2 separate regions of the Homo sapiens genome follow, and region 1 is linked to region 2. A link is a loop called in an ENCODE intact Hi-C map of the cell type or tissue named here. Cell type or tissue: PC-3. All regions are shown on one strand. Each heading gives the region's core, and the rest is flanking DNA. Links, peaks and the distances in the headings are about the cores only. Region 1 has its middle 650 kb from the start of LINC02261. Region 2 overlaps LOC105374557 (a long non-coding RNA gene).

Region 1 (16,352 bases), core at 5,551-13,550, 490 kb after region 2:
CACCCATGCCATCTTCTCAGAGCTCTGAGTATCAGTTTTAGGGGCAAGGCCTTCTCTACTTTTCTAAGTTCCTTCTTTGTTTATGCTCCTGCGGTCTAGGAATAGTAGCTAATCCTCCATTTACTACTTTGCGCCCTACAGATTTCTCCTTCACCCCAGTTTGGCATTATTCACCTTTCACTACTTAGTGAAATAGTATTCAAGTTCAAGTTATTGGTGCAATGTTTATCTCCTATCTGCTATCTTAGGCCCTTAATAACATCTTGAGTAGTTTAAGTGAAATAGTACAGGGCTTTTCTCTTCTGCCACAATGGACCAACTACAGACCTTTGCTAGGGGTAGTTGTTCCACAAATTTTCATGAATTAAAGACAGATTTACACTTGACGTTCATGGACAAATTGTTCCTGTTACAGGAGGTAGCTAGACAAGCATGAGCAGGACAGAAGAGGGCTCTCCCTACCCTCTACAAGGAATGTCAGGTGACTGACTATCAGGTGATGGTGAAGTGGTTGTTAACTGTCTCTCTAAAATAATAATTGGTGGCAGGCAGCACCAGAGCAAGTCGGTCTCCCAATAAATAGAACAGACCTGAAACTAGTGATCGCAGCTTCCCAATGAGATCTCAGGAGTTGAACGAGTGGGCTCAAGTGTCTGCATTCAGAGGTAAAATGGCGGAGAGTTCAACTGGTATATGACTTTCTAGGTATATTTGAATGGTAAGGGAAGAATACCTCAAGGGAGCATGCATTCAACTCCAGTAAACACTCTGTGTACTCCCCTCCCAGGCGCTAGCAGGCCACTGTGCATGCTGAGAGCCCACCCCAAAGGAAGAATCAGGGTAAAAGGAATGCAAGACTCCGGAAGCATGCCAACAAAAAAACCTAAGTTAAAGGTCAAACACGGCACTTGTCTTTCAGGTTGCCTGCTTAGTCCTATTCCAAGTGTACTCGCCTTCCTTCAGTTCTGCTCTAAAGCTTTTTAATAAACTTTCATTCCTGCTCTAAAACTTGCCTTAGTCTCTCCTCTTGCTTTATGTCTCCTCCTTGGTCAAATTATTTCCTCTGGGGCAGCAAGAATTGAGATTGCTGCAGACCCATATGGATTTGCTGCTGGTAACATTCCCAAATGTATTGCCTCTAGTGAATAGATTTTGGAGGGGATGGTCACATGATAGAACCCTGGAAGGTGAGAATGGTAAAAATAAGTTATTTTGTGTTGTTTTCTAAAATTTTTAAATGTCACATTATTCCATTAATTGCAACAATATTTTGAATGCTTTTCTTTGCCTGGAAAAAAACATTTTTCAGGCTGGGCCTGGTGGCTCACGCCTGTCATCCCAGCACACTTTGGGAGGCCAAGGTGGGTGTATCATGAGTTCAAGAGTTTGAGACCAGCCTGGTCAACATGGTGAAACCCTGTCTCTACTAAGAATAAAAAAATTAGCCGGGCCTGGTGGCATGTGCCTGTAATCCCAGCTACTTGGGAGGCTGAGGCAGGAGAATCACTTGAACCAGGGAGGTGAAGGTTGCAGTGAGCCGAGATTTTGCCACTGCACTCCAGCCTAGGTGACAGAGCAAGACTCCATCTCGGTGCAGGGGGTAACATTTTTCTTAATATATCTAAAAATGCCCTAGTGGGAAACTACAAAATAGAGAGAGAGGGAGAAGTGGAAAAACAAATTTAAAAGTGTATGTGGGAGGAGGGCAGAGAGAGAGAGAGAATGAGAAATACCGGGTAATAATGAAAACAAGGTCATGGGGCTTATTGAATGAAGGTTGCACATTCTTGCAAAGCTTCAAGGTTCTCAGTAAGCAAAATACTTATAACTTGACTATTTGTAAAGAATTTACAAGGATACTTCATAAAAGTATCTTTAAGTGCTCAGTACTCAGTTTACAAATAGGTGCTAATGACAAACACTGACAGTTATATTTTACAACAAAACTACCTTCCTTGAATTACCACTGTCCTTAAACAGAAGAGAAAAGGAAGTTGAAATATTATAGGTAATTCAATTCTGCCTAAAAGCTGTTATAAACCAGTATATTAAGATTAAACAGGTTAACGTTTTATAACATATATAGAAATTAAGAAAAAAGTTCTAATATCTGCTAAAATACAAGCAGCTAAGCTCTCCAAAATTATAAAATGTAAAGAAGCTAGATTAAGCATTATATATGATTGTAACTAAATTTCTCTACCCTGTATAATGTAGTTTCTCAAGTATATTCTATTATTTGTTAAAAATGTCTCTGTGCCATATTTATAAACATAAATTTAACACACAATTGTTCTGGAAGAATAAAAATAAAATAAGGAAATTATTTTTTTATCTTTATCAAATGAATATTTGCTTAATAAAAATAAAAAATATGTTTTCATAGTTTTTATCTTGAGCTGGCAAGCTTTTTGTGGCATTTTATTTGGCTTCTGAAAAGCAGTATTCAGTTACAATAATGAAGCTTTAGAGATAAGCTGAACATTCGATGTTCTCTAATTTAGGACAACTAAATATTAATACTAAAATTAATCCTAAATGATGCAAAAGCTGCTCTCAGAAGGTCATACATTTGTGAGATTTTTCTATTTTTCCAAAGAACCTTTGAGAAATCAATTTCCTCTCTTTTGGCAATAAATAGTGCCCCAGAGTACTAAAAGAGTAATTTGATTCAATCTGATGGAGGTGTTTGCTGTTAGTAGTTTATTTATAAAGTATTATTATAAGAACTGCATTCCGGAGTGTGGTTCAACTCATTTATGGGAAGTCTCTACTGAAAAGGAAGAAGGTAAGGCAAAATTAGTATAAGTAAATAGTTTGGGCCAAACTTTGGAGCATAAATTCAGTTGACCTGAATAAATACTCCATCAGCAACAGTTACAAATCAGCTTTTAAAGAAAAAGAAGAGGCAGTTTCTAAGTTGTTTAAGAATTTACAATAAAATAAGAATTTACAATAAAATAAGAATTTACAAAATAAGAATTTACAAAAATAAGATATTGATTGCGCCTACATTAGGAACCTGAAGATAATCGGTGAGGCAGCTAGTCAGGAATAAAATGCTTTTAAACAATTGCCCCTGGGCATTAGTTTTGAGGGTGTGTGACTGAAGTCCTATACTGTTGACTCTTTGGGCCTGATAATTTTTTTTTTTTTTTTTTTTTGAGAGGAAGTCTTGCTCCATCACCCAGGTTGGAGTGCAATGGCACAATCTCGGCTCACTGCAAACTTCGCCCCCTGGGTTCAAGCGATTCTTCTGCCTCAATCTCCCGAGTAGCTGGGACTACAGGCGCGCGCCACCACACCTGGCTAATTTTTGTATTTTTAGTAGAGATGGAGTTTCACCATATTGGCCAGGCTGGTATCGAACTCCTGACCTCATGATCCACCCGCCTCAGCCTCCCAAAGTGCTGGGATTACAGGTGTGAGCCACTGCACCCGGCCAGGGGTAGGTATTATTAATAGTTACTGAGGTTAGCCTCAGGAGGCCAGAGTCTATTGAAGAACTGAGAAGTAAAACTGATTGAAAAGTGGTAATACTTTGTAAAACATTATAAAACTGATTGAAAATGGTAGAGGATAAAATGATGGTTACCGGGAACAAAGGTGCTCCTATTTTTTTCCAATATCTAATCTTGGGGAAGTGGAGTCATGAATTTGAAGATTTCAAGAGAAGCATTTCATCAGGAGTTAATATCCAGCTAGCACCTGCAAAAGGCTATGGTTTATAATCAGTTGTTAGACCTGGGAGCTTGGTTGGGGCCGGTGCGGGGGTGACATATCTGTGAGATTGAGTGTGGTAGCCATCACTGGAGAATGACTCTCTTTTATCTGGATAGTGGGAAGTATAGGAGAAGGAGGACAGAGAAGAGAAAAAGTTTTCTCAGGATGTTGGATAATAAGTAAAGGATGTGTTAAAGGTCAGTAAAAAAGAAGGGATATGACAAGGAGTAGACAAAGAAGGAAAATGGCAGCGTGATACAAACCCAAAGTGAAATCCTCATAGTTTTCCAGAGATATTGGTTAGGAGAACCAAATTAGATCCCTCCCACTTGTATTCAAGATTGTTTCTTCTTCCGTGTCTTTCCAGAAGACTATGTTTCCAACCAGAAGATCATGCAAAAACTGTAGCGGGATGCATGACAAAAGAAATAATTCACATGTTTGTGTTTAGTATGAAGATGTTTAACAAAACCTTGCCAGTATTTAAAAATATCTAATTGTATTAAAGCCTCCCTAGATCCAAGAGGAGTAAGTGATCTTCACTGGGCTGCTAATAGTTATTTCTTAAGAGATAATCAATGCAGAAAAGAGGGGCAGAATCACAGGCTCATCAGAGATAAAAGCAAGACTTTGGGCTGAGACAAGTTGAATTCTTTAGAGAATTTAGCTAGTTTGATTTAAAGAGTGTCATTTGCTTATTCTTTTTTTCTACAGAATTTATGCGAGTAAGGTACAATACGGTTTTTGTGAAAATGGAAATACTCATTGAATATCCTGAAGAACTTTACCAGTGGAATGCCTCTATTGCACGGGAAGAGAAAAAAAATTACTCAAGTGGAGAATCTTAGTTTTGGTGTTGGCAGTAGCCTGTTTTCAGGGAAAGGCTTATACCCATCTTGAAAATATGCAGGCTGTGGTTAGAACATATTTGTGCTCATGAGATTTTGGGAGTTGAATAAAATTTACTTTCTAGTGAAAAAGGAAATCTGGTTTGAGATACAATATACTATGACTATAGCTAGCATATAGTTGGAATGTACCAAGAACATATCAAGACTATGAAGTAAATCTATTTGTTAAGTTTGGAGTAGGTCCTAAACATCTATATTTTAATAAAACTCCATAGGTAAGTGATGTGAATGCTCAAATTCACATCACGAAAACCATCAGCCTAGAATATGCTAAAAGCAAATTAAAAAAGCAAAGTTGCAATTAAGGTTGCATTTTTAAAAAAATAGCTAAAATTGTATAACACCGTATTACTATTATCTAATTTTCTGCAAAGCAGCACCAGGACTCTGGTAAATTGAAAGATTTAATTGACAGTGAAGGCAATAGCAAATCCCTGGAAACTTTATGCAATTTCTTAAATATTTACATAAGTAACATTTCCCCATACTCTCCAGATTTTACCTCAAGAAGCCTAAGCTGTTCTGATTTGACAGTACCTCCATTCAGCTCATCAACAGAAATATTTTAGCATGTCTCTTTTTACAAGGTGAGATAACAAATCATTTGTGTTTTTCCAGAGGCCCTATTCTCATTTATGATCTGATTTGGGGATGGCAAAATAACAAAATATTCAGGAGATTCTAACAATTTAATAAAATCATAAGTTATTAAGAAAAACAATACTTGACTAGTTAAGTAGCTGTAAAATATTTTTTAAGTAAACATAAGAGGTAACATGCTTATAAAGAATCTTAGATCTTTTAAACGTGAGAAGACAGTATCCTCTCCATCTGAAATTTTTTCAATTACATAGAATCTTTGCCTTCTAGGCAGATTACTCAGAAGGTAAAGAAAAATCTTTGCAAACTTTTACTAAAAGCAAACCAAAAATCCCGAGATAATTTTGTCAGTTTAATGGAGAGAAAACGAAATTTAGTTTTGCATGAATATAATATTTGATATTAAAGCTAAACCCATCAAAACATAGCCAGCTTTGGTGGGGGCAAATGAAATTTCTTTTTTCCAGACTTTCTAAAATTGTCTATATGCATTCAGATTTTATCCTACACTTTCTTCTTTGTCATTCTAGGATAGTCAATTTACTTTAGGGCAGTAATATTTTCTTTTCCCTTAACACATATTTTATACCTTCCATAAAAAATTGTTCCTCTCTGTATTATGGCTCCTATGATCCTCTCATTCATATATAGTAATTAGAGCTTTTAACCACAGTAAGTTCAATTTCACAAAGAAAACTAAGAAGTAGTTAATTTTAAACTGTCATATACCAGCATTTTGAATTAGACCAGCAAAACCTATAAATATACATCTTAGGACTTTTTTTATAGCCATCCACATTCTTTATAGTGCAAATTCTAAGGTACAAAAATGATTGTGTGTGTGTGTATATATATATATGTGTATATGTATATGTGTGTGTGTGTGTATATATATACACATATATATACAGTCTATCTCTGTAAAAATATTAAAAATGAGGCCAAAAGTATATAAATTTAAATTATGCTCTGTATTTAATACTTCAGTATTTTTCTTGCTTAGAAATGATCCAGTTATGCAATGAATATCCATTAAATAACATAATTTGGCATATGTTCAGAGTTTTAAGTTACCTAATGATCTTGAAAACTATCCTCAAGTTTACCCACTGCAAAATATGATTGTTGAAATAGAGTTGTCAGAATAATGCTTTAATTTGGTTGAGCACAAATTTACAATTTTTATGATCTTAATGATCTAGTAGATGCAATGCTATCTTAGTCAAACAGTAAACCAGCATAACCTGAAGAAGAACTATCCAAGTGGGGTAAAATGCATATCTGTTTTTTTATTTGACACGGGTAAATCAGAAGACAGTTGATTTATTAAACGAAGCATATTAAATTAGTCTTGTTTGCAAACAAAAATTCCTAAATAAAGTGGTCAAAGTCTTAAAACATGTTAGTTTCTAAAGGCATACTTTTAGGCACATTGAAAGTTTTGTAAGTCCAATTCCCTGAAGTTTTAGAAAGTTTAATTAATAGAAGTGCTTACATACCTGTAAACCATTAGGATAGAGTTATTTGAAGTGATAATATAACCTAATTTGATAACACCATAAAATGTAGGAAAGTACTGCATACTCACAAATATATAAACGTGATAAACGTGTGTGCAGATGCAAAAGGCTTATTACTCAATGTTTCGCATCTAAAAATTGCTCTCTTCCTAATAGTTATGCTGGAGTATCAGCACTAAGCTCAGCTGGGTAGTAAGAGATCTTAGTAAGACAGAAAAAGGTTGGGATAAAGGAAAGTCAAGAGGTAGGTTATCAAGTTTCACCACCGTACAATTTTTGTATGCTGAGGCAGTGTAAGGTGAAAATAAGTGGTAGAATGTGTTGTCTCTATGTCACCTAGGAATATTATAGGATTTTCAAAGATAAAATGATTCTTTCCTTCGCTCTTTGAGACATTGAGAATTTTGAGGACAAAAGAGAAGGTTCCTGGGAGAAAAGTTACTAGAGAGACTGAATTTTGGACTCATTTCCTTTGATATTTTAAGGGCAGTTAAGGAAAGACAATTCTGAACTACATTTAAAAGGTTCTTTTAAATAATCAAAGTGAAATTTACATAACTTATAAAAAATCAGATTAAAGTATTAAAGTATATAATTCAGCAGCACTTAATGCGTTCACAAGGTTGTGCAACAATAGTTTCATAACTTTTCATCATTAGAGTAGAGCCCTCTGCCTACAAACTAGCCAATCCTAAATCTTCTCTTTACCTATTCTCTGGAAACTGCCGATCTGTTTTTCTGTCTCTATAAATCTGCTTATTTTGAATATTTTATGTAAAAGGAATCGTACAATGTGCAACCTTTGTGTGGTTTTTTTCCCTTAGAATATTGTTTTTAGGGCTGGCCCAAGTTGTATCATTATCAAAATTTGCTGCTTTTTATGGCTGAATAATTATTTCATTGTATATATGTACCACAATTTGTTTATCCATTTGTCTAATAATATAGATCTAGGTTGTTGCCACTTTAGGCTATTATGAATATGAGACAATAAACAATCATGGACAAGTTTCTGCATGTACACATATTTTATTTCTCCTGCACGTATACCTAGGAGTAGAATTCCTGAGTCCTATGATAAGTCTATGTTTAACTCTTTGAGGAACCATATAACTGTTCTCCACAATGGTTGCACCCTTTACATTCCCATCAGCAATGTATAAGACTTCCAACCTCCACATCCTTACCAACGTTTATTTTCCATTGTTTTGGTTATAGCCACCCAAGTGTGTATAAAGTGGTATCTCATTGTGGTTATAATATGCATTTCCTTAATTGTGAATGATGTTGAACATCTTCCCATGAACTTCTTGGATGCTTATATCCTATTTGGTGAAATATCTATTCGAATCATTTGCTTGTTTTTGAATTGGGTTGTTTGAGGTTTTTTGCTAGAGTTATAAGAGATTTTATGGATTCTGGATATTCAATACTTATCACACATATGATTTGCAAAATTTCCCCCAAGCCATAAGTTGAATTTTCACTTTCTTGACAATATCTTTTGATGCATGAATGTTTTAACTTTTAAAAAGTCAGGTTTATCTTTTTATTTTTAACTTTTTGTGTGCATGATTACAGTGTCAAATCTAAGAATCCATGCCAAACCTGAGGTCAGGAAGATTTACCTCTATATTTTCTTACAGTGTCTTACAGTTTTAGCTTATTAATTTAAATATTAATCTATTTTGAGTTAAAATTTTTATATGGCATGAGGTAGGGGTCCAACCTCATTCTTTTGAATATGTTTATCCAGTTTCACAGCTCTGCTTCTTGAGTGAATTGGTCATTCCCCATGGTCTTTGCATTCTTTTCAAAAATCAATTTTAAATTTCTTTCTGTATTATGAAGTCTATTCCACTTGTCTATATATCTATGCTTATGTCAGTTCCACACTGGTTTGACTACTGTGGCTTTGTAGTAAGTTTTGAAATTGACAATCATAAGTCCTTAACTTTGTTTTCTTTCAAAACAGTTATGGCTACCCAGAGCCACATGAAATTCAATAAGGTCCAAAATGGTGGCATAGAAGAAAGCAGGCTTCATTCCCCAGGCCCGCAGAAACCCAAAACAAATATACAGCACTGAGATTATTATTAGCAACGTTTTATACCTCAAGTATGAAAATGAGTCAGTTTCTGTGGCCACAGAGAAGTAGAAAAAAAAAAAAACCCTCCAGCAGATGGTAAGACATTCAGACTTCTACATTCACAATGCACTTCCCTGCAATGTGCCCAGCACAAAGCCTGTGGAAAATTTCCCGAACTCACGGTTTCTACACGGGAAAAAGGGAGATTGAGACAGACAACCAATTTCCCCAATATATTGTGTTCTCTGGCAGGAGAACTGTTTCTGCCTCAACCCATAGGAAGCACTGAGAATGCCTGGAGGGATAAATATTCCTTAGGACTGCCAGAGACCAAATTGGGAGGTGGGATGACCATCCACAGCTATAAAAACTCTGCTCCATAATTCGGATGAAAAAGATGCCAAATCAGAACAGCTGTTCAGTAGCACCACACTGTTGAAAGTTTGTTCCACAGGTTCCCTGGGCACAAACTCCTGGGAAGCTTTCTGGCACTCCAGGGCATTCTTTTGGCACCTCCCACATTTGGCAATGTGATTACTAGAACCAAAGCAAACCTGGGCTTAAGGCACCATCTAGTGCTGAAACAGAGGCAGTGAGCTGGTGGGGAAAAAACAAGATCAACAGGTAAATTACAAAGAGTAAGCAATTGTATCTAATTAAAAAAACAAACAAAAAAGCCAGACAGAGAAGACTGAAAGAAAGAAATAACCCTTTAATGCCAAATGTGGGTGAAAATCCACAAAAAAACTACAGAAATGGTGAATTGTCACCTCCCCAAATGAACAAAGCAAGGAACTAGTTACTGACCCTAACGAGATAATGATATGTGAACTCTCTTACCAAGAATTCATACAGCAGTTTTAAAGAAAATCAATGACCTCCAAAATAACACAGTAATGCAATTCAAAAACTTATGAGACATTTAACACAGAGACTGATATACTAAAAAAATCAAAGAGAAATTTTGGAACTGAGAAATATATTCGCTGAACTGAAAAAAAATCAAAGGCTCTCAACACTAGAGTGCATCAAGAAGAAGAAAGAATGAGTAAGCTCAAAGATAGGTTATTTGAAAACAGAAGAGAAAAAGAAATGAAAAGCCATAAAGATTGCAAACAAGATACAGAAAATTACCTCAAAAGACCAGATCTATATTAGGTGGTTAATGGCTAGGTTAAAAAAAAAGAAAGAAAAAGAAAAAAAGTCAAAATTTAAGAATTATTAGTGTTCAAGAAGGAGTTGAGCAAAAGTAAGGTATAGAAAGCTTATTCAAATAAATAATAACAGAAAACTTTGCAAAAGTTAAGAAAGAGATAAATATTCAACTGAAGGACGTTCAGAAAACACAAAACAGATTTGAGCCAAATAAGACTACTACAAGTGCATAATAATCAAATGCTCAAAGGTTAAGGAAGAAGAAAGGATTCTATAAGAAGTAAGATAAAAGAAGTAAATAACATATAAATGACCTCCAATTTGTCTGGCAACAGACTTGTCAACAGAAACCATACAGGACAGGAGGGAGTAGCATGACATTTTCAAAGTTCTGGAAGAAAGAATAAAACTCCTATTCCGCAAAGCTATCCTTCAAATATGGAGAGATATAGTGTTTTTTAGACAATGTTTGGGAAATTTACCACCATCGGACTCATCTTCCAAGAAAAGGTACAGAGAGTTCTTCAATCTGAAGAATAAAACACTAACATTAAAAAAAACCTCCAAGATATAAAACCCACTGGTAAAATTAAATACAAAAACAAAGCAAGAATACTCTAATAATATAATTGTGGTGTGCTATCTATTCACAAAGTTAATATAAAGCCCAAATGAAAACTCTATCAAAAACAATAATATGTACAGCAACGTGTTAAGAGATAGGCAATATAAAATATGTAAATGGAGACAACATGAAGTCAACATATTGGAGAGGAGGGGGAGAATTTATAGTGTAGAGGTTTTTTTTTTTTCCATTTGCTTTTTGTTTTCTATTCTTTTCTATGTGATCTAACATGAATTGTCATTTCTTTTAAATAACTTGGTATAAAATGTGTTTTGAAAGCCCCATGGTAACCACAATGCAATGTAATAGGTTCACTAAAAATAAAAAGCAATCAATTAAAATATACTACCAGAGAAAATCCCTTAACCGCAATGTGAGACAGAAAAACAAAACAAAACAAAAACAACGAAGACAGGAGTTACAAAACAGCCAGAAAACAAGGCACAAAATGACAGCACTAAGGCCTTCCTTATCAGTACTAACTAAATGTAAATTAAAATTTAAAAATTTAATAGGACTCAATTTTCCAATTAAAAGGCATAGCTGTGTGAATGGATTAAGAAACAAGACTGAACTATTTGCTTCCTACAACAAACCTACTTCATCTATAAAGACAGGCAGACTGGTTGTGCATGGTGGAAAAAGATATTTCATGCAAATGGAAACCAAAACAGAACAGACCAAGTTAAAAGACTGTAAAACAAACAGACAGACAGACAGATTGTTAAAACAGAGAAAGAAGGTTACTATATAATGATAAAAGCGTCAGATTAGCAAGAGGATATAACAATTATAAATACCTTTGCACCCAACATGAGTGCTCTCAAGTATATGAAGCAAACATCAATAGATTTAAAGGGAGGAATATACTGCAATACAATTTATATAAAGGGAATTCAACACCCCACGATTAGCACAAACAGAATATTCAAAAAAAAAGTGACAAAGAGATAGCAGAGTTCAGCTACACACTATACACACTGGACCAAATAGGTCTAACTGACTTTTTTTTTTCTTTAGAGACAGAGTCTCACTTGGTCACCCAGGCTGGAGTGCAGTAGCAAGATCACAGCTCACTGCTGCCCAAATTCCTGAGCTGAAACAATCCTCCTGCCTCAGCCTCCTGAGTAGCTGGGACCACAGGCCTAACTGACTTTTATAAAACATTTCACCCAACTGCTAAAGAATATACATTCTTTTCATAAGCACATGGAACATTTTCCAAGCGAGATGATATCATAGGCCACAAAACAAGTCTCAAGAAATTAAAAAATATATAGAAAGAATATCAAGTATTTCTAACCACAATGGAATAAAACTGGACATCAATAACCAGAGGAACCTTAGAAAATGCAAAGACACATGAAAATTAAACAGCATGCTCCTGAATCAACAACGGTTTAATGGAGAAATTAAGAAGAAAATTTAAAAATGTATTGAAATAAAAATGGAAATACAACATGTGAAAATCTATGGAATACAATAAAAATAGTACTAAGAAGGAAGTTTATAGCAATAAACACCTACATCAAAAAAGTTAAAAGACCACAAATGAACAACTTAATGATGTATCTCAAGGAACAAAAAGAACAAGAACAAACCCAACCCGAAATTGGTAGAAGCAAAGAAATAAGAAAAATCTGAACATAAATAAATAAATTTGAAACTAAAAAATACAGAAGATCAATGAAACAAAAGTTGGTTTTTTGAAAACATAAACCAAATTGACAAAACTTTAGCTAGGCTTCCAAAGTAACAAAAAGCCTGGGCACAGTGGTTCACACCTGTAATCCCAGCACTTTGGGAGGCTGAGGTGGGTGGATCACTTGAAGCCAGGAGTTGGAGACCAGCCTGGCCAACATGGCAAAACCCCATCTCTACCAAAAATGCAAAAATTAGCCAGGTGTGATGGTGCACACCTGTAATCCCAGCTACTTGGGAGACTGAAGCACAAGAATCATTTGAACCTGAGAGGCAGAGGTTGCAGTGAGCAGAGATTATACCACTGTACAATGCACTCCAGCCTGGGTGACAGATTAAGATCCTGTCTCAAATAAATAAATAAATAAAATAAGAAAACATACCAAATAAATAAAATCAGAAACAAAAAAGGATGTATAACAACTGAAATAACAGATTTAAAAAAAAGTCTTTAGAGATTATTATGTACAACTGTATGCTAACAAATTGAAAAACCTAGAAGAAACTAAGAAATTCCTGGACACATATAGCGTACCAACATCGAACCATGAAGAAATAGAAAACTTTAATAAACAAATAACAAGTAACAAGATCAAAGCTGTGATAAAAAGTCTTCCATCAAAGAAAAGCTCTGGACTTGATGACTTCAGTGCTAAATTCTACCATACATTTAAGAAGAATTAATACTATTTCTACCCAAATTATTCAAAAAAATTGGAAAAGATCTGAATACTTCTAAGCTCATTCTATGAGGCCAGTATTGCCCTGATGTCAAAACTTGACAAGAATACAACAAAAGATAAAACAACAGGCCAATATCACTGATAAATATAGAAGCAAAAATCCTCAGCAAAATACTAGTAAACTGAATTCAACCACACATTAAAAATATCATTCATCATGACCAATCATCTACACATGCAAGGATGGTTCGACATACACAAATCAATAAATGTGATACATCACATTAACATAACCAATAACATAAAACACATAATAATTTAAATAGATGGCAAAAAATTAATAATGTTCAACATCCCTTGATGATAAAAACCCTAACAAACTGGATATAGAATAAATATACCTTAAAATAACAAAGATCCTGCATAACCAACCCGTAGCTAACATCATACTGAATGGGGAAAAATTGAAAGACTTTCCTCTAAGATCTGGAACAAGACAAGAATGCCCACTTTCACCACTTTTATTCAACATAATTTTGGAAGTCTCAGCCAGAGTAATTAGAGAAAAGAAAGAAAGAAATGGCAGCAAATGGGAAGGAAATAAGTCAAATTAGCCATGCTTACAGACAATCTGATGTTATACTTAGAAAACCTAATGACACCATCAAAAAACAAAACAGATAAACTAATTCAGGAAGGTTGTAGGATACGAAATCAACATACAAAAATCAGTAGCATTTGAAGATGGCAATATAAATTCAGTAATCTGGAAAAGACATCAAAAAAGTAATTCTACTTACAATAGCTACAAATAATATAAAATACCTAGAAGCTAATTCAACCAATGAAATGAGAGATCTCTATAAGAAAAACTATGAAATGCTAATGAAAAGAATTGAAGAGGACACAAAAAATGGAAGAATATTTCATTTTCATGGACTGGAAGAACTAATATGTTAAAAAGACAATATTACCCAAAGCAATTTATAGATTTGTATAAAAATACCAATAAAATTATTCACAGAAACAGGGGGGAAAATCCTAAGATTTGTATGGAACCACAAAAGACACCCAATAGCCAGATCAGTCCTGGGCATAAAGAACAAAGCTGGAGGCATCACACTACCTCATTTCAAAATATACCACAAATCTATAGTAACCAAATCAGCTTGATACTGGTATTAAAACAGAAAATTGGACCAATGGAACAGAATAGAGAACCCACATATAAATCTATGCATTTACAGCTAACTGAATGTAAATTTTATCAAATACATTTCATGCATCAATTGAGATGCTGATGTATTTTTATTCTATTGATGTGGTATGTTACATATACTAATTTTCTTCTTTTGAATTGGTCTTGCATTCTGGAGATGATGTCCAATTGGTCCGTGTATATAATACTTTTAATATGATGTCAGATTTAGCTTTTTAGCATTTTGTTGAAAATTTCTGTATCTATGCTCAGAGGGGATATTGGTCTGTACTTTTGTATTGGTATCTTTGTCTGCTAATCTTTATACTTTCCAATATTGGTATCTGTCTGCTAATCTTTGTACTTTCTAATATGTTCTAGGAGGCCAAATGTTGGCCTCCAAATATTGATTTATTTCTTCTTTTTAAATGAAGGTATTCACAGTAATACTTTCTTTCTTTACTTTTTTTTTTTTTTTTTTTTGAGACAGGGTCTCGCTCTGTCTCTGTCACCCAGACTGGAAGGAAGTAAGTGGCATGTTCTTGGCTCACTACACCTCCACCTCCTAAGTTTAAGCGGTTCTTGTGGTTCAGCCTCCCAAGTAGCTGTGATCACAGGCAGGCACCACTATGCCTGGCTAATATTTGTATTTTTAGTAGAGACAGGTTTCACCATGTTGGCCAGGTTGTTCTACAACTCCTGGCCTCAAGTGATCTGCTGGTCTCAGTTTCCCAAGTGCTGGAATTACAGGCATGAGCCACCATGCCTAGCCAACAGCTATAATGTTTTCAATGTGCACGAGGTTTACTGCATTTCATTACTTTTGGTATGTTGTGTTTTCTCTTTACTCATCACAATACATAATGTGATGAGTGCATTGTGATGAATAAAAATATTTTGGTATGCTGTGTTTTCTCTTTATTTGTTATAATGTGCATTGTGATGAATAAAAAGAAAACACAATATGACAAATTAACTCCACAATTCCTGCATTACCACTTTTTAAAATAACTTAGCCAATGCATAATTGTGATGAATATTCTCTTAATTTTGGTATGTTTTGTTTTCTCTTGTGTTTTCTTCTTCGACTTACTGGTTGCTTAAGACGTGTTGTTAATGTCCACATACTTGTAAATTTTCCTGTTTTCCTTCTGTTACTGATTTCTAGTGTTATTCCATGTAGCCAGAAAAGATACTTTGTAGGATTTCAATCTTTTTATATTTGTTAAGATCTTTTTTTTGGTCCAACATATGATCCTAGAGAAAGTTTAATAAACACTGAGAAGAATATGCATTCTCTTTTTGCTGAGTTCAGTGTTCTACATGTGTTAGTAAGTCAAAGTGGCTTAAACTTTTGTTCATGTCCTCTGTTTCTTTCTTGCTTTACGTCTGGTTGCTCTGCCTATTGGTGAAAATGGGGTATTGATGTCTCCAAATATTATGGTTGTACCATCTATCTCCCCGTTCAATTCTATCAATTTTTACTGCATATATTTGTTGCTCATTTGGCATGTACAACATATATATTTATAATTGTTATATCTGCTTGCTGTATTGGCAATGTTTTTAATACGTAAGTTTTTGTTTGTCTTATAAACTCTTTACTTAAATATCATTTTGTCTGATGTTAGTATTCGTACCGCAGCTCTCTTTTGATTACAATTTACATGGAATGTCTTTTTCTACATTTTTACTTTTATCTTCATTATATCTTTATATATAAAGTGAGTCTCATGTACACAGTGTACAAATGAATTACCTTGTTTTTTTTTTCTGTCCAGTCTTCCAATCTGTAAGTTTTGATTGGATAATTTAAGCCATGAACATCTAAAATAAGTACTGATAAGGACGGACTTACTTCTGCCATTTAGCTGTTTGTTTCCTATATAGCTTATATGTTTGTCGGTTTTTGTTTTTTAATTCCACGATTTCTGCATTACTGCTTTTTTTTAATACTTAGCCAAATTTCTGCAGCATACCATTTTGATTCTCCTTTCCTTTTCTCTATATATTTTAGATATTTTCTTAATAGTTACCTTAGGGCTGAAATTAATATCTTACTTGTATAACAACCTACTTTAAATAATAATAACGTAGATTCAATGGTATATAAACACTACTACACATCTCTGTCCTTACTTTTTAAA
Region 2 (16,352 bases), core at 4,538-12,537:
TGATCACATAAGCAGGTTTCAGACATCTGAATGTACAGGTTTTATTAATTTAGATTAATGTCTCTAAGAACAAGTACCAGAACTCATGATTTTTTAAACCTCACCATATAATTCTAATGTACAGCCAAAGTTGATAAACATTGATATATTAGTTTGTTTTTTGTTGCTTATAATGGAACATCTGAATCTGGGTAATTGATAAGAAACAAAATTTATTTCTCACAGTTCTGGAAGGTGGAAAGTCCAAGGTCAAGGGATTGCATGTAGTGAGAGGCTTCTTGCCTGTGGGAACTGTCTGAAGAGTACCTGGTGGTGCAGTTGCTCATATAACAGAGATGATCTTGGCATATCCCTGGAAAAAACATTATCTCATGGTACATGTGTTTCCTCTCCTCCTACAACTTTGGCCAAATAGAATCTATTCTTCCTTCCCTTGCCATCAGAAACTTGATGTTTGCGGGGAGCATGGAGGGATAATCTCACTCAAACTTTAATTTGTATGTTGGTATTCTCTCATTTCTTCCCTGTCTACAAGTATGGATATGTGATTGGATATAACCCAAGAAATAACCTATCCCATAAGTATTGTGAAGGTGCAGAGAGATGCATATAACCCAGTGTGGGGAAACGAGAGTCTATTCCAGGAGTTTTGTTCAAACTTGAAGGACAAAGAACTTCCTTCATGCTGGGCTTGACACTGCAAAATGTAAGGCTACACTACTTGAGTCATCTTATCACCAAGTAGCTTCTAGTTACATAAAGGAAAGCAGAACTGAGAGCAGTAGAGAGATCCGATCCTGGTACACTTGGGAGGACATCTGGATGACATGGTAACTTAAGCTAAATAAACTCTTAGGCTCTCAACATTTTTTGTTAGTTTTGTTGGCTGTTTTGCTTAAGCCAGTCTACAGTCTAGATTGCATTTGCTTACACTTTCAACCAAAAATTACCAAATGTACATACATCTTTCTAAAATATTATTTCATTATTTTTGTTACCATTCTATGTGTAAAATCTATGACGTACAGATTACTATGTATAGTTTGACAAGAATCACTTATTTACTTTTGCTATTCTTTTCTTTTATGTGCTTTATTTCTGTAACAAATGGTCCCTTAGTCTGCCAGAATTCAGATCAGATGTTAAATCTTTATTTTTGCTTCAGTTACCAGTAAGGATCACTCCTCTCCACTTCCCTATTACCTTTTATTTATATTAATTAATTAATTATATTGTATACACCTGATAGTAAGATTAATGTATTCATCTTTTAACTTTCACAATTAGTATAGTGGCTAGTATACAGTAGAAACTTTATTAATATTATTGAATTAACTGAATTGAATTTTTCCCCAAGTTAATAAAACTTCAGGCTGGCTACTTAAACATAATTATAATTTTTACAACAAGGGCAGCAATGTCTCAAATGTTTAACCATGCCTGAAACTTTGTGTTCAGTTCTGGTACAGTCCTTTTGAAGGAACAGAATGGATAATAACAAATTTAAATATTTCTATAAGAAAGTATCAGGCTGAATTATTCAAATTCGTGTATTTAAAGCAATTGAAGAAGCTTGTGATGTCTATTCTGATGTTTGTTTTTAATATTTGAAGAATTGTGCATCCAACTAGAAACAACACTAAAGCCTGTGGTAGAAATTATAGGGGATTAGGAGTATATGCAAGGTACATTGGGCAAATAGAAATATACACTCGGCATCTTCACATACTGTAAAAGTATCATGTTCTTTTAAAAGCTACCAAAGACAGAAGAGAAGGTTAAAGTAGAGGACTTCTAAAGTCTGTCAAATATTCTAGAATATTTAATTTAATAATAGGTGGCAAATACAATTGACCTATAAACAGGAGACAAAGATAATGTTAAAATCATAACCATCACATAGATCTGAACCCATTTAAAAATTTTTTTCAAACATTGTTGTTTCATTGACTAATTAGTGAATGACATCTGAATGATCACAAATATTTTCCAGCTTAAGATTTATATCTCTTCTCAAATTTCCCTTAATCTTAATTAATATTCTACATAGATGAACAGTCTAAAATCAAATTAGGGAAATAAATGTAAACCTGAAAATGTTTATATATATATAGATAAATGAAAGCAAAATACTAGCATGTAAATTAAAAGGTTAAATTTCTGGGATAAAAATAAAACCTTTTTCATTTTAATGTATTAAAAATAATTCCATAATTAGTAATTGAAGGAACATTTTTCTATTATCTCTTTAATTTATTTTTGTCTCCAATTGGAGGTATATCCTTTGAAAATTGTTTCCTTTATATTTTAATAAGAGCAATGCAAATGTCGTTAACACTGACTGTGGTGTTTTAAAACAATGGAAAATTTTGCATTAATTTTATGAGGGAAGATAATAAGAGGCTATAATAAATCATATATAAATCATATAAGATTTTAACCAAAGAAACTGAGAAACATACATTTTAGGAAGATTAAAATGATACATATTGTTTCAAGTAATTATTATGAAGTTTTAAATAAACATTGTAGAACAAGATTGGGTACGTTGATTTAGATTAGAAAGTTACATAATTCTTAGCTTCATTGGAAAAGAGTCTCCTAATAGAGATACCTTGCAAGCAAAATGTTCATTTTAAAAGTTGATACTTAACAGTAGTTCTTTGAGGGGTTTATATACAAATGTGGTCAGAAGGAACCAACTACTACTTTTAGCAATTTTGTACAAGTTTCTGCACCATAAATAGTTTAAGAACGAAGTTAAAATTAGAACTTGGATGGATTTTTTGCCTTATTCAACATTTGATCTAGAAGAGGGAATACAGCTTGCCAATAATTCTAATCTCTCCCACATGTTGAAATATCAAGTCAACCGTGACCCATTTAAAAATCAACTTTAAAATCTCACTATTAGTGTGAATGGGTAGACATGTGTCAAATAATAGACAGACACATAAAGTTATAATTTGAGGCTAATAATTCAAATCATCCTTGTACAAGAATAAAATCTGAGGGAACCAATTTGACACTTTCTATCCCCTCCACTCCTTGCTGACAACAATAATGAATTTTAAAATCTTTAAAAATAATTCACTTGCATTATTGGGCCAATATGGTGATTTGGTCTAAAAGGACAATATGTTATCATACCTCACTAGGAAAGATATAGGAAACAAACAGATCTATAATAATTATAAGAATAAGCAGTATCTTCTTTATGCCAGACTAGTAAACATTCCACATACATTAAATCCCCTAGAAAATTCATGGAGTTGTTTTATTTTTTATTCTTTAACGTATCTGGGGAAATGGGACTCTGTTAGTTAAAAGCAGTGATTCTCAGTCAAGGTTGATTTTGCTCCTCGGGGAACCTTTGGCAAATAAGTCTGGAGACAGTTTTGGCTGTCAAGAGTGCTGGTGGTGGGGGATGGCTGCTACTGGCATCTAGTGGGCAGAAGCAAGGGATGCTGCTGAACATCCTACAAAGCCTTAAGACAGTCCCTATCTCAACAAAATATGATCCAGCCCAGAGTGACATCAATAGTGCTGATTTCTAAAAACTCTGGCTAATAAATGTGTCCCTAAAACTTGTCCGGCAACCCTTAAGCTTTGCATTGAGAGTTGTTCCACTTCGTACTTCATTCCTGTCCATACAGAGAAAAGTTTTAGAGATCAGTAAAGGGTTGAAGAGACTTCAACATAAAGCAGGCCAATATAGGAAGAAAGTATTAGTAAAGGAAGAAAGTGAAAGAGACATTCTTTCATTTTATTTTATCTCATGAATTAAACATATAAAATATAAAAATATAAACATATAAATATAAACATATAAAATATAAAAATATTGAATTAAATAACAATACCTGGAACCTATTTTTGAAATCATTTAGTTAGGTAGATGCAAAAAAAAAAAAAAAAGACATAAAGCAGAACAGAGCAAAGTATAATCAAATTGTAATAAGTATAAGCAAAGTGTAATAAGTGTAAATACTTGAAGTTTTAAGTAGAAAGAACACATATTTGTCTGGCAAAAATCAAAGCGACCTTGTAAAGAAACTTATATTTTTTTTTGACCATTTTATTTTATTTTTTAATAGAGACAGGGTCTCACTGTGTTGCCCAGGATAGTCTCAAGCTCTTGCCCTCAAGCCATCTACCCTCCTTGGCCTCCCAAAGTGTTGGTATTACAGGCATGAGCCACTGTGCCCAGCTGAAATTTTTCCTTGATCTTACTGAATAGGTGAATTTGTAGTAGAAAATGAAAGTGTCTATTTGGACACTTTACTTGCTCTGTATTTTCTTTCTTTATCTCTTCCCTCTTCAGGTCTCTCTTCCTTCCCTCTCCTCCTTTCCCATCTCCTTCTTTGCCCATCTCTCCTGCTGTCTCTTTCCATTTCCATTTATTTGCTTTCCTTTCCTTCTTTGCTTTCTTCAACAAGCATATATTGAATTCTTGACATTTCCTACTCCAGATAAAAATTGAAGGACATGGCCCTAAAAAACTTTCACTCAACTGGAGCATCATAATTATTAAAAAGTAATTAGAAAATAATGTTGAAAGTATCATAAAAGAGAAATAATACAATGCAAATAATGTGCCATTTGGGGGGTAACAGAAAGAGGGGTTAACTAGTCTGAGAAGAAAAGAGTGAGGAATGTTTTCTGGGAGACGTAAATTTTGAATCATGTGAAAAGGGAGAAGTGGATGAGGAAGAAAGGTAAATCAATGAAAGCCTGGAAGGAAGTAGGTAAGGTTCTGTTTTAATGGCCTTCCATTCTCTTATTGCAAAGATAGCATCTATATCCTTTAGATCTTTGCTCTAAAATTCTATCTCAAGAAAGTTTTCCTGATTTCTCTGACTTAATCTCACTCTTTTGTAATTGGCCTATAGAAATACCACTATGTTCCGCCAGGTGCAGTGGCTCACGACTGTAATCCCAGCACTTTGGGAGGCCGAGGCGGGTGGATCACGAGGTCAGGAGTTCAAGACCAGCCTGGCCAAGATGGTGAAACCTGGTATCTACTAAATATACAAAATATTAGCAGGGCGAGGTGGCAGGCACCTGTAATCCCAGCTACTCAAGAGGCTGAGGCAGGAGAATCGCTGGAACTCAGAGGGCAGAGGTTGCAGTGAGCTGAGATCACGCCACTATACTCCAGCCTGGATGACAGAGTGACGCTCCGTCTCAGGAAAAAAAAAAAAAAAAAGAAATAGCACTGTGTTCCCTTCTTTTATGCCTGTTGTCACAGTTGTGATTTTATTTGTATTTATATGATTATTCAATTAATATCTGTCTCCCCATCAGACTGTAAGAATCACAGTATCAGAGACTAGGTCCAATTTTTCTTACCCAATATAGACCACAGCAATTTCAGCAGAGTAGCTGAACAATAAATATTCATAGGAAAAAAGAGATACATAAAATAATGAGGTAAGACACAGAAGAATATTACTGGAGTAATAAGTACTTTCTACAGCATGGCAAATTTTGATTTGCAGGAGAATAATAATACCAATTAGGAAAGGTTCTTTTTTGTCTTGCTAAAGTGCTTGAAGCCTTATTCTATAAGGAATGGGAAAACACGGAAATACTTCAACCAGCACTGGGAATTTGCAATCATATTTCCCCTTAAATAACTTACTTAAACAACAATGTAAAGGATGTAGTCAGGATGTAGGTAAAAATGGGGGATAGTTATGAAAATATTGTAGTCTAGGGCTGAAACAGTAAGTTTCTTAGTAGAACTGTGGCATAATGTTAATAAGAAAGAATCAGTTTCAGAATTTGGGCTTAGAAACAAAAGGTAAATTAGAGCCAGATTATGAATAACTTTTTGCATAGCATCTAATGATACAATTCAAGTCGGAAAACAATTTCATTTTCTTTTCCCTGAGTATCTGTTATCCTTCCCAAATGATCCTGATGCCATTGTGTATGGTGTAGATCATTATGTGTGTACTATCCTTTTGATATTTCTTCTTTTGAGATAATTTATGACAAATCTATCAATGCATTGTTGTGCTCTAAATAAAATATATTCCTCAAGCATACAGTCAGATCCTGTCTTTATAAATGATGTTGCAAGAAAAAGCTAACTACATGATGTATCTTCAGAGTCTTAAGACAAATTATTGTGGTGGATTAGATCTTAAAATGGAATCATAAATTATAGGCAGCACTAAACATTATAAGGTTTAATGATGAGCTTTGCTGTAACTCTCATCTGAGACAAATGTTGCCATAAAATTCTAAATCAGCATTTAATGAATTGACAGAAGCTGGAGAATATGAGTTGGTGCTAAGGTGGGAAAGAATACAGACATGTAAAAAGAACTTAGGTTAGAATTTAAAATCTGTGCCTCCTCCATTCAACCTTCTGGGCACTGAGAGGCTCTCAAATTACCTCTCTCTAAGATATATAAAAGGTTCTGAGGCTGAGGCTTGATCTGTGCAAGAACTAGCCTCTCATTTTTTGATGCTCCAAATGAGACAAAGAATTAGTAGCTGAAGCATCTGTTCCTGCACATGCTGAACAATGGATAAATTCTGTCTTTAGTGAAGTGGCAGACAGAGCAGAGTGATCCGGAAATGTAAATCACCAAAAGGATTTTCCCTGGAGTGTTAATAACAGGTCAGTAATTACTCTGAAAAGGAAGGAGGCAGATAGAACTCTATTGAGAGTCCAACCCTCCCTGTTTTACACCCACTATGTTTTCTTTGGGGAAAAGTAATTTAATTTCAATGGGAAAATATATTTTCTGGCTACAATCTCTATTAAATGTTTAATTAAAGTTAATAGAAAGTCTCCATTTAAAAAAGCAATTAAACACTAGAACACTAGAAAGTGTTTTTCCCCCTTTTGATTTTTACTCTGTTGGAAACAACAGTGTAATCATTGTCCTCAATGTTAGAAAAAATTCCAAACGGAAATATATTACTCATGTCATTTTCCAAAGCTTAGTTTATATGTGAGAAGGAAATAACTCATTTTTAAGATAATACAGAACACAATTATTTATGACAATTTTTCATTGGGAAATAAAGAAACTATACTGGTGATTACTTAGATTGTTATTCGTTTTCAATATTGTTCATATAAAGGCATTACCTAGCCAGAAAAACTTGATCTGGTTCAGATGGCAAAATATAAGCAAAAGTATTTCATCGTGGAAAGTGCTGAGCAAGCCAGACTTCAAAAGATAATGAGTATCTGGGACCTTCTTAAATATTAAATTAACATCTTTTCCTTTTGACAGTGCTGGGAGAAAATCTACACATTCAGTCTTCTAGACTTCTGAGTATATTTAGAAATTCATAAAGAGAGATTCAATGGCCTGAATGTGTCCTTACACCTCTCAAACTGCAAGGGATATAATGGAAATAGTAACATGCTTTCTTTTCTTTTTTTTTTGAGACGGAGTATCGCTCTGTTGCCCAGGCTGGAGTGCAGTGGCATGATCTCAGCTCACGGCAACCTCTGCCTCCTGGGTTCAAGTGATTCTCCTGCCTCAGCCTCCTAAGTAGTTGGGATTACAGGTGCACACCATCAGGCTTAGCTAATTTTTGTATTTTCAGTAGGGATGGAGTTTCACCACACTGGCCAGGCTGGTCTCAAACTCCTGACCTCAAATGATCAGCCCTCCTCAGCCTCCCAAAGTTCTGGGATTACAGGTGTGAGCCACCTTGTCTAGCAAGTGACATGCTTTCTTAAAAACTCTCTACTCCACTCTAAGAATCCATACAAAAAGGACTATGTCTGTGTTATTCATCTTTGAGTCACCAACACCCAGTACAGTGCTTCTTACATAGTAGAAACTCAATAAAATATTGTTAAATAAAGAAATGTATTTTTCCCATGTTTCATGTTTAAAAAATGGATTTTACACAGTGACGTAACATGAGTATGTGTGTGTGTGTGTTTAAAGCAATATTATCTCTATTGACTCTGTTATTCATTTTGTCTTTCCTAAAATCACAGTATGTTACTGTGATTTCCAGAAAAAAGATGGAGAAATAAATTCATGTCTGTAGTACAGACAGAAATAGTCTTACTAAAATAACTGGAGGAAAAGAGTGGCATAGGTGTTATAAGCAATCATTCTTATTTTGATTTTGGCATTTACACTTCAGTTTAGTGCATGTGGTAGTGGAGTAACAGAGGAAAAAGCAATATAGTGAAAAGAAGGTGTGAATATTGTGCTGTTCAGCTTACTATCTTTTCTTTCAGTTAACCTATTCCTCTGTACCTTACATGCTAGAAATTGACTGGGCCACATTGCAAAATTAGGAAGTGAACTTACATTTTGCAAAAAACTTTCAAACTTCCATTTCTCTAGAATAGAGATAATTAAGTGGACTTTCTTGTCCTTCTACTCTTAAATTGGACTAAACCAAGAAACTTGTTCTGTTAGCAGAATTTTTAATTGAGGGACATATTTTTCAATCTAGTAAGAATGTGAAAACAAGATGTAAATGACAAAAGGCAAACTGTGGAAGGTGGAAAAAGAGGATACAAATGAGGAAGTGAAGGAAATTGGATTACAAAGGCGGATATCCAGGCATCTAGAAGTTGAAGTAAGGAAAGGTAAAAAAGAAATCATCATTCTCAGTAAACTATGGCAAGAACAAAAAACCAAACACCGCATATTCTCACTCATAGGTGGGAATTGAACAATCAGAACACATGGACACAGGAAGGGGAACATCACACTCTGGGGACTGTTGTGGGGTGGGGGAAGGGGGGAGGGATAGCATTAGGAGATATACCTAATGCTAAATGATGAGTTAATGGGTGCAGGACACCAGCATGGTACATGTATACGTATGTAACTAACCTGCACATCGTGCACATGTACCCTAAAACTTAAAGTATAATAATAATAAAATTTTAAAAAAGTTTGAGGAAGAAGAGGGAAAAGAGAAAACGTAAACTATAATAGAAATAGAAATACAGAGACTCATTTTTAAAGAAGCAGAATACTTTTGTTTATATTTTTAAAAAAGATAAACTCCAAAAGGAAATATATAAGAGAAACGTAAGTTGTATTTTGCAAAATCTGAAATGGAAAGGTGTACTTTTAAGTCCCAATGATAATTTTTATCTTAAAGAAGAGCTCCAAAAGCAGAAAGTACTTGAGTTCTCTCTTTTCTTTATGCATCACGTACAGTTTCATGCAATTCTTGTTGACACACTTCCTAACCATATCCCACTTTTTTTCGCTTTTCTGTCTCCATTATTACCATACTGCAGCAATCCTGTTCTATTATCTTCCTAATGAGCTATAGCCTTCTAACTAGACCTCTTACATTCCCTTTTAATTCTATACAATCTAATCTAATCTTGATATAGTCACTACTAGATCTTTGTAATTATAAAATATATTAAATCACTCCTTTACTTAAAACAATGCAACAGTCTTGCCAATGGAATGCAATGTAGCAGTCTCTGGTTGCCTGAGGTAGTACCCAGCATCCTTTGATTCAGGACCAAGAAAGTTAAGGAGCATGGGCACTAAGGATGAGGTTGGAATGAAAGTGTAATAAGCAAAAGAAGAAATACTCCATGTTACTTTGTTCCCCTTACTGTGCATGTGTCAGAGGATGGAATTTTCCATTGCAGGCATGTCTGGGCAAGTCTCTTGTGTAGCTTTTCTCATCTGTGCGACAGTAGGCATGTCTTTGGCAAGACCCCCAACCCTCCACCCCACCCCGCCCCTCGCTCAAGTTCCCTGCAGGCTGTTCTTTTGTTTGAAAGATTTCAACCAAGGACCCTCACTAACTGCCTGCCTGACCGGTTTCTTCCTTTCTCCACTCTCAACAATTTGATGATTTTCTATCACACTAAAAGGAAGTCAAAACTCTTCAACTTGGCTTATAAAGCTTCATGGATTGCAAATTTTTTAAATAATCATTTTTTCTCCCCTGTAAGAGTATGATATTTCTGTTCTTACCATGCCTCCCTGGAGAGGAAGTATTCTTACTTATGCCTTTGCCTTTGCTAGGCTTACACATTCATATTTTATTGAATAAAGAAGTCACAGCCCATCCTTAGGCATGTAAGCACACATGATATGCAAGAAGAAAGTATAGCATCTACCACTGTCTCTTCATTCAATCCAGTCCCAGTCCACTCATATGAAAGCCTAAATACCAAAAGATCTGTAGTATCCATATTCATAAGATTCAGGCAACATAAATTAATGCTTCTTTGGGATGGACATTGCAAAGTGCACCTTAGGACAAAAGTCTACTATTCTCTTTGCTTTTATAAAGGCTTTGTTCTGTGGAGAGCTTCAGTACACTACTGGTCACAATGACAGCATAGGTGATGTCAGTGGAGTGTACAGGCCATATTTAACAGGCCAAGAGAGAAAATAGCAAGTTCAGAAGCAAAAGATTAGTATGCCCATGGGCATTAGCAGCCCAGGCTTCTCACACACCTTGGATTGTTGAAACAGGTTAGGAGAAAAATGACAAAAGGTCGTAACATCTGACTTCACTATTTAAAAGTGGAAAAACCCTGATAAACTCCCTGAAGTGTGTGATTTTTTTTTTATATGAAGGGACCCAAATCACAGAAAAATTATTTGCTACAATAAGTGAGACTAAATTATTTACCATGAGATGGGTAATAATATAAACCTTTAAACCCTACCTGTTTGAATATATATCATGATTTCTACTAACTGCAACTTCACCTAAATCAGGTCAGATCAGGTGTTTACTAAATTTCAACAGCAGAATAATTCTATTTTGCATTTTTGCAATGTGGTAAAGGTTATATTAAATTTTACTTTAGCATTGAAAATAAATGGGCTGCTCTGATTATTTTACACAAGAGTCTGAAGTTTAACAGACTCTTTTAAGTAAATCTGAATCAGAATGTTCATAAGTGCTTGTGAATTGAAGCTTCAAGTTGCTTAATCTAAATCACAGCATGAGTAATTGCAATAAATCCTCCTCACATAGCTAACAGTCCACCAGAGGCCAGATCTGTGACAATCTTGTTCTCTAGGCTGGAATTGTGAATAGAACATTAAAAAAGATACTGCATTAGTGAACTTAAAGTGGTACTGTTTCTGCCTAGGTTATCTTCAACTTCAGAATATTTATTCCATCAAATAAAATATATATAATAATTGTTCTTTAATAATAATAGGTTTGTAGTAAAGCATTTTAAAAAATTTTAGCATAGTTTATTTAATTTGTCATAAATGTTTAAATCAATATCCATACTTAATTTTTGATTTGGGAACTAAAATATTTAATTTGTCTAGCTAAATTAAATATGTCATGAATTGAAGTTAAGAACTGAAGGTTTACATAAATATCATTGTCATTTTCTGAAGTGTTTCAAGTAAATTACAGGAAGCAGTTTGGGATGTTAACATTGATTTACAGATTAGTTTCATCACAGAGTAAACATGAATATTACAAACATCATAAAAATCATTAAATATGCATGAATTCTTGCATTTTGGACATACATTGTATGAGTACTGTGTGCCAAATACTGCATTTGCAAGGTACTGGTGGATTAAAAGATAAAATAATTTTGTTTCAAAGCCTTGCTTTCTTTTATTTTGAGCGGGCTGTACCCATTGCAGAGGATCTGAATGGATCTATGACATGGCTGGATCTGAACTGTTTCCATTCTAAAGAAGAGGTTTACTGTAGCATACATGTACTGAGATATAGAAAAAAGCGGAATAAGTTATAGTTTCAAATTTTTTAAAGTCATTGTTAGTGCAAATTTCACCAAATCACATAGTAATGTTAAACACATCTATTATGCATATCACATTCTAATCATCAGTTCTAACTATGGTTAAAAATTTTATATACAATTGGTCCTCTGTATTTGCAAGGTCCACATCCTTGGATTCAACCAACATAGCACCAAAAATATATTTAGACCAGACCTACAAGGGTTGCATCTGTACTGAATGTGTACAGATTTTTTCTTATTATTTCCTAAAGAATAAAATAAAACAACTATTTATATAGCATTTACATTGTGTTTGGTATTATAAGTAATCTAGAGATGATTTAGAGTATTTCGGAGGGTGTGCTTAGGCAATATGCAAATACTATGCCATTTCACACAAGGGATGTGAGCGTCCCTGGATTTTGGTGTCTTTGGGAGAATAGAGGTTGTCCTGGAACCACTCACCAGAGGTACTAAGGCACAACTGTATAGACAAAGAGAAATATTTATTTTGCTACACATAAGCATTGAATATGACAATTGTCAACTAAAAAATAATGAATGAAAGCTATACATTTAGGAAGGAGACTTTATGTCTTATAAAAGATTACATCCTGCAGGGTTACCATTCTGACAGGCTGGGAAGCAGAGCCTCTGGATGAAAACTGAAAGGCAGCCACTTTAAAGGCGGGGAGGGTGGAACAGAGATTTATGCTGAATGAGTTGGCCAAGTATACATACTCAACAGGGTATAGAAAGAGTTATGAATATTCATGAATGGGGTCCTACTGCATGCATACTGAATAAACATATATGTTATTATATGACCCATATCTACCTTGGGGTGGAGACTTAACATTAAAATATATGACAATTAGGCCCTATACGTCAAAAGGTGAAGCAGAGTAAGGAAGACATGCAAGTGCGTAGCCTCTGTAAATTGGCCAGAACCACTCATGGTCAGTCATCTTATCAGGAGAAATATACTGAAACCAGGATCTTGTCCAGTCAATGCTGTAGTTATGGCTTGTGGAACAGGAGGGTGAGAATCAGCGTCTGGTGGTAGATGAGCTACAATTTTTTAAACATTCATTATCTTAAGGCCAGTGCTTATTTAGCTGCTAGAGAAAAAAAGAAAAAAGAAAAACTTTTTGGCAGTTAGAACATAGTTTGTGGCAGTTAGAACATAGTTTATTCTTTTTTATTTTTTTGAGACGAAGTTTCATTCTTGTTGCCCAGGCTGGAGTGCAATGGCGTGATCTCAGCTTACTGCAGTCTCCGCCTCCCAGGTTTAAGCAATTCTCCTGCCTCAGCCTCCCTAGTAGCTGGGATTATAGGCGGCCATCACCACGCCCAGCTAATTTTTTGTATTTTTAGTAGAGACAGGGTTTCACTATGTTAGCTAGGCTGGTCTCGAACTCCTGGCCTCAGGTGATCAACCCACCTCAGCCTCCCAAAGTGCTGGGATTACAGGCGTGAGCCAACGTGCCTGGTTCCAACATAGTTTATTCTTTAAGTGCAGGAGTACATGACTTAAGCTTTGCCTGGCATGGCCTTAGGTCTTCTTTATCATTTGGTATCTTATTTCTGCAGAGTCCATTCTGTCCATCTTATGATCTCTGTTTTAACATTACTGCTGGTTAGTTGTGTTTAAACAGTGAAAGGGAGTGAGCATCATAAGGTGTGTCTGACCTCCCATCCCACCATGGCCAGGAATTCAGTTTTTAAGGTTCCTCTGGGGTCCCCTTGGCTAAAGGGGGTCTGTTAAGTTGGTTGATGGCATTATATTTTATTTTTAGTTCTCAAAATCTAGTGGTAAAATTATAAATTTTAGAGTTTCTATATAAACCTTTTCTCTTCTTCTAATGACAGACATTTCTTTTTAATTTTATATATTCCAAAGCCATATGCTCCATGCCTGGTAGTGATGGTCAGATATCAATTAGCATTAACAATCTGAAGAAGCCCCATACAACTAATTCTATATTAACCCACAATCTTTTCTGCTGTTACAAAATTTTATCAATCTTTGGTTTGATTGTGTTAGATATTGTCAAACAACTTCTTACCTTCGTTTAATGTTCTTACGGTTGACTACAATGGATTCTGTTCTATTCTTCCAAGCTTTAGGATGAGAATTGAGTTTTATTCTCTCTTTGTTACTCTTCAACAGACTGAATGCATGTGTTCCCTCAAAATTCCTATGTTGAAATCTAATTCCCATTGGGATGGTACTTGAAGGTGCAGACTTTAGGAGGTGATAAGCCATAGCAGTTGAGCCCTTATGAATGGAATTAGTGCTCTTATAAAAGAGACCTCAGTGAGCCTTCCTCTCCCTTCAACTATGTGAAGATACAACTAAAATATGTCCATCTATTTGACAGGTAGCAGGTCTTTACCAGACACTGAATCTACCAGTGTCTTAATTTTAGACTTCCTTAGACTTCTAGAAATAGAAGAAATAGATGTTTCTTGTTTATAAGCCACTCAGGCTATGGGATTCTGTTAGAGCAGCCAGAAAGGACTAAGACTCTTCTCTCTCTCTCTCTGTGTGTGTATGTGTCCTCTCACTGTATTCGTGATTCTTCATAATACCCAGGTTATAACAGATACCATTCTTTATACAAAGATTCATCAGCAGAGGCCTGAGGAAGTAGATTTATAGTCCTAATGTGTTACCAAATAATTTCCTAAAAAGAATTTGCCTAAAAATAATTTTCCTAAAAATGTACTGCCCTGCAAGAACAGAATCCACATATATTTCTCTTAAAATGAGAAAGGAAGAGGAATAAAATGAAGAGCTTTACACCTCTCTGATCTCAATGTTAAGTTAGGTTCATACCTTGAGGAAACTTCACTGCCTTGCAAATTTTCCCAAGTTTGTCCTTGTCTATAAAGGGCTACAAACAACTCTTTATAACATCTTAGCAGTGCCAGGCACTCAGAAGAAAACCCTGTATTAGCCTGAAGTGTCAACATATAATGCTGTAGTTTCCAAGACGCTTTTAAACTGTACTGTGGTATATAATGTGCATCCCTGAGCTGTTTGTGAGAAATATTTCTACAAAGTGAACCTCTAGGAAATCTCGTCTGCTCTTCCCATGTTTCATCATGAGGGTCTGTCATTAAAGGTTCTAATATATCCATCAGCTTTATGCTCATGAAACATGAAACTGAAAAATAAAAGAGGGTGAATCAATAATTCAACAACATAATTTGGCAGTATTTTTTAATTCTATGGTCTGCAGAGGACAAATTGTATTCTTTAAAGTATATGCATTCGATATGCAAAGCTAACTGCTCTCATACTTCTAGCCATACCCATTCTGAAGTTGTAAATTGGGAAGTGCAATGACATTCACTATCACTGGACAGAAGATACTATGAGGAGGTCAGAGAATATAGCTTTCGGCAAACAGGACTGCAGACGCTAAGAATGGAAGTGTGCAAGTTCTGTACAAACCCCTTAGCTCAAGACATCATGTAAATCATGAAGACCAATAAGCAAGATGCATCAATTTACAAATCAGATACTAATATTATATATTTCCTCTGGGTAAAGAAACACTCAAAAGATTTAAGGATTTCTTTTTAAACTGCAATTTGCTCTGAGCATCCATGTAGCCCTGACAAAAGAAAAACAATGCAACAAAATAAACACAAGACAAAAAAAAAGAGCATAGAATAACTTCAGTCTGATACAGTAGGAAGAAAAAGTAAAAACCTTTTTTTTTGGTAAACTTTTCTAAAAATACTACATGACAATATAATTCAATTAAATTATATAATTTCTTATCTGAATAATAATTTGTACCATTTAATTGATAGACATGTCTAAACTTGGGAAGTAATTAATTTTGCTATTAGTGTTTTTTTAAGATATTGAGGAAAAGAGATTTTTAAATCTTTGAATTTGTACAAAAATGCATTATTCCAGCTGTCAGATAATTTCACCCCCAAATTGGTGAGCTCCAGGCTACTGTTATAGAACCTGCATTGTCACGTCCTCTGAAGCATTTTGTTCATGCCTTAATCAGTATTTATAACCTTGCTGTGTGACAACACTTGAAGTGATCATACTATTATATTACATGAAACCTGTCCCAGAGCTCAAACTTAAGATAAGGCACAATAAAAAATATAATAGGTGAGAATTAGTCTATTCAAAAAAGAAATGCAAAAGAGACACTTGGGGACAAATGAGATAAAGGGAGAATTATAAAGCATGCAGACTGTAGATACCTGCTATGAGAAACTTGCCTGCCTGCCCCAAATTTTTCAGGAGAATTTCAAATCCTACTGCTCTTTTTCAGGTAGATGACCCACAACCAATTTTATTTTGAATCTGAGCCCCTCATATTACCTTCCCACACCCAACCCAACATCTTCCTCCAGTGGTTTACACTGTCTCTGTAGATGGCAACTAAGCCTCCAATTGCTCAGGACCAAAATTTTAGAACCATCCATGAGCCTCTCCCTCTCTGGTACTTCACATTTCTTTTCACCCCTTGCAAATTCTTTCAGCTCTACCTTAAAAATATATCAACATATATGCAGAACCTAAACACTCTTCATGATCTCCCTCCTACCACCCAGGTCTGAGACACCATCGCGAGTTATTGGGAACTAGGGGAGGCGGGTA

Evidence for each region. Peaks named below come from ENCODE experiments on the same cell type or tissue, not always from the same donor. Only the 100,000 strongest peaks of a DNase experiment are listed, where the experiment ranks them.
Region 1: it touches region 2 in a loop (5-fold over the local background); 4 of 110 quality-filtered maps call a loop at or near these places.

What each region holds. Positions count from the first base shown.
Region 1 is chr4:27,854,544-27,870,895 of GRCh38, reverse strand. No RefSeq gene overlaps it. Among named protein-coding and RNA genes, the nearest start is that of LINC02261, 650 kb to the right of the region's middle. In PC-3, for the core only: a CTCF peak has its summit at 9,424 (motif pointing left); a DNase peak (open chromatin) is centred at 9,375; H3K27ac peaks cover 468 bases.
Region 2 is chr4:28,345,284-28,361,635 of GRCh38, reverse strand. The region is part of intron 2 of LOC105374557 (a long non-coding RNA gene); the gene reads right to left. Among named protein-coding and RNA genes, the nearest start is that of MIR4275, 470 kb to the left of the region's middle. RefSeq lists an enhancer at 9,043-10,242. In PC-3, for the core only: no CTCF peak of the experiment used is centred there; no DNase peak of the experiment used is centred there.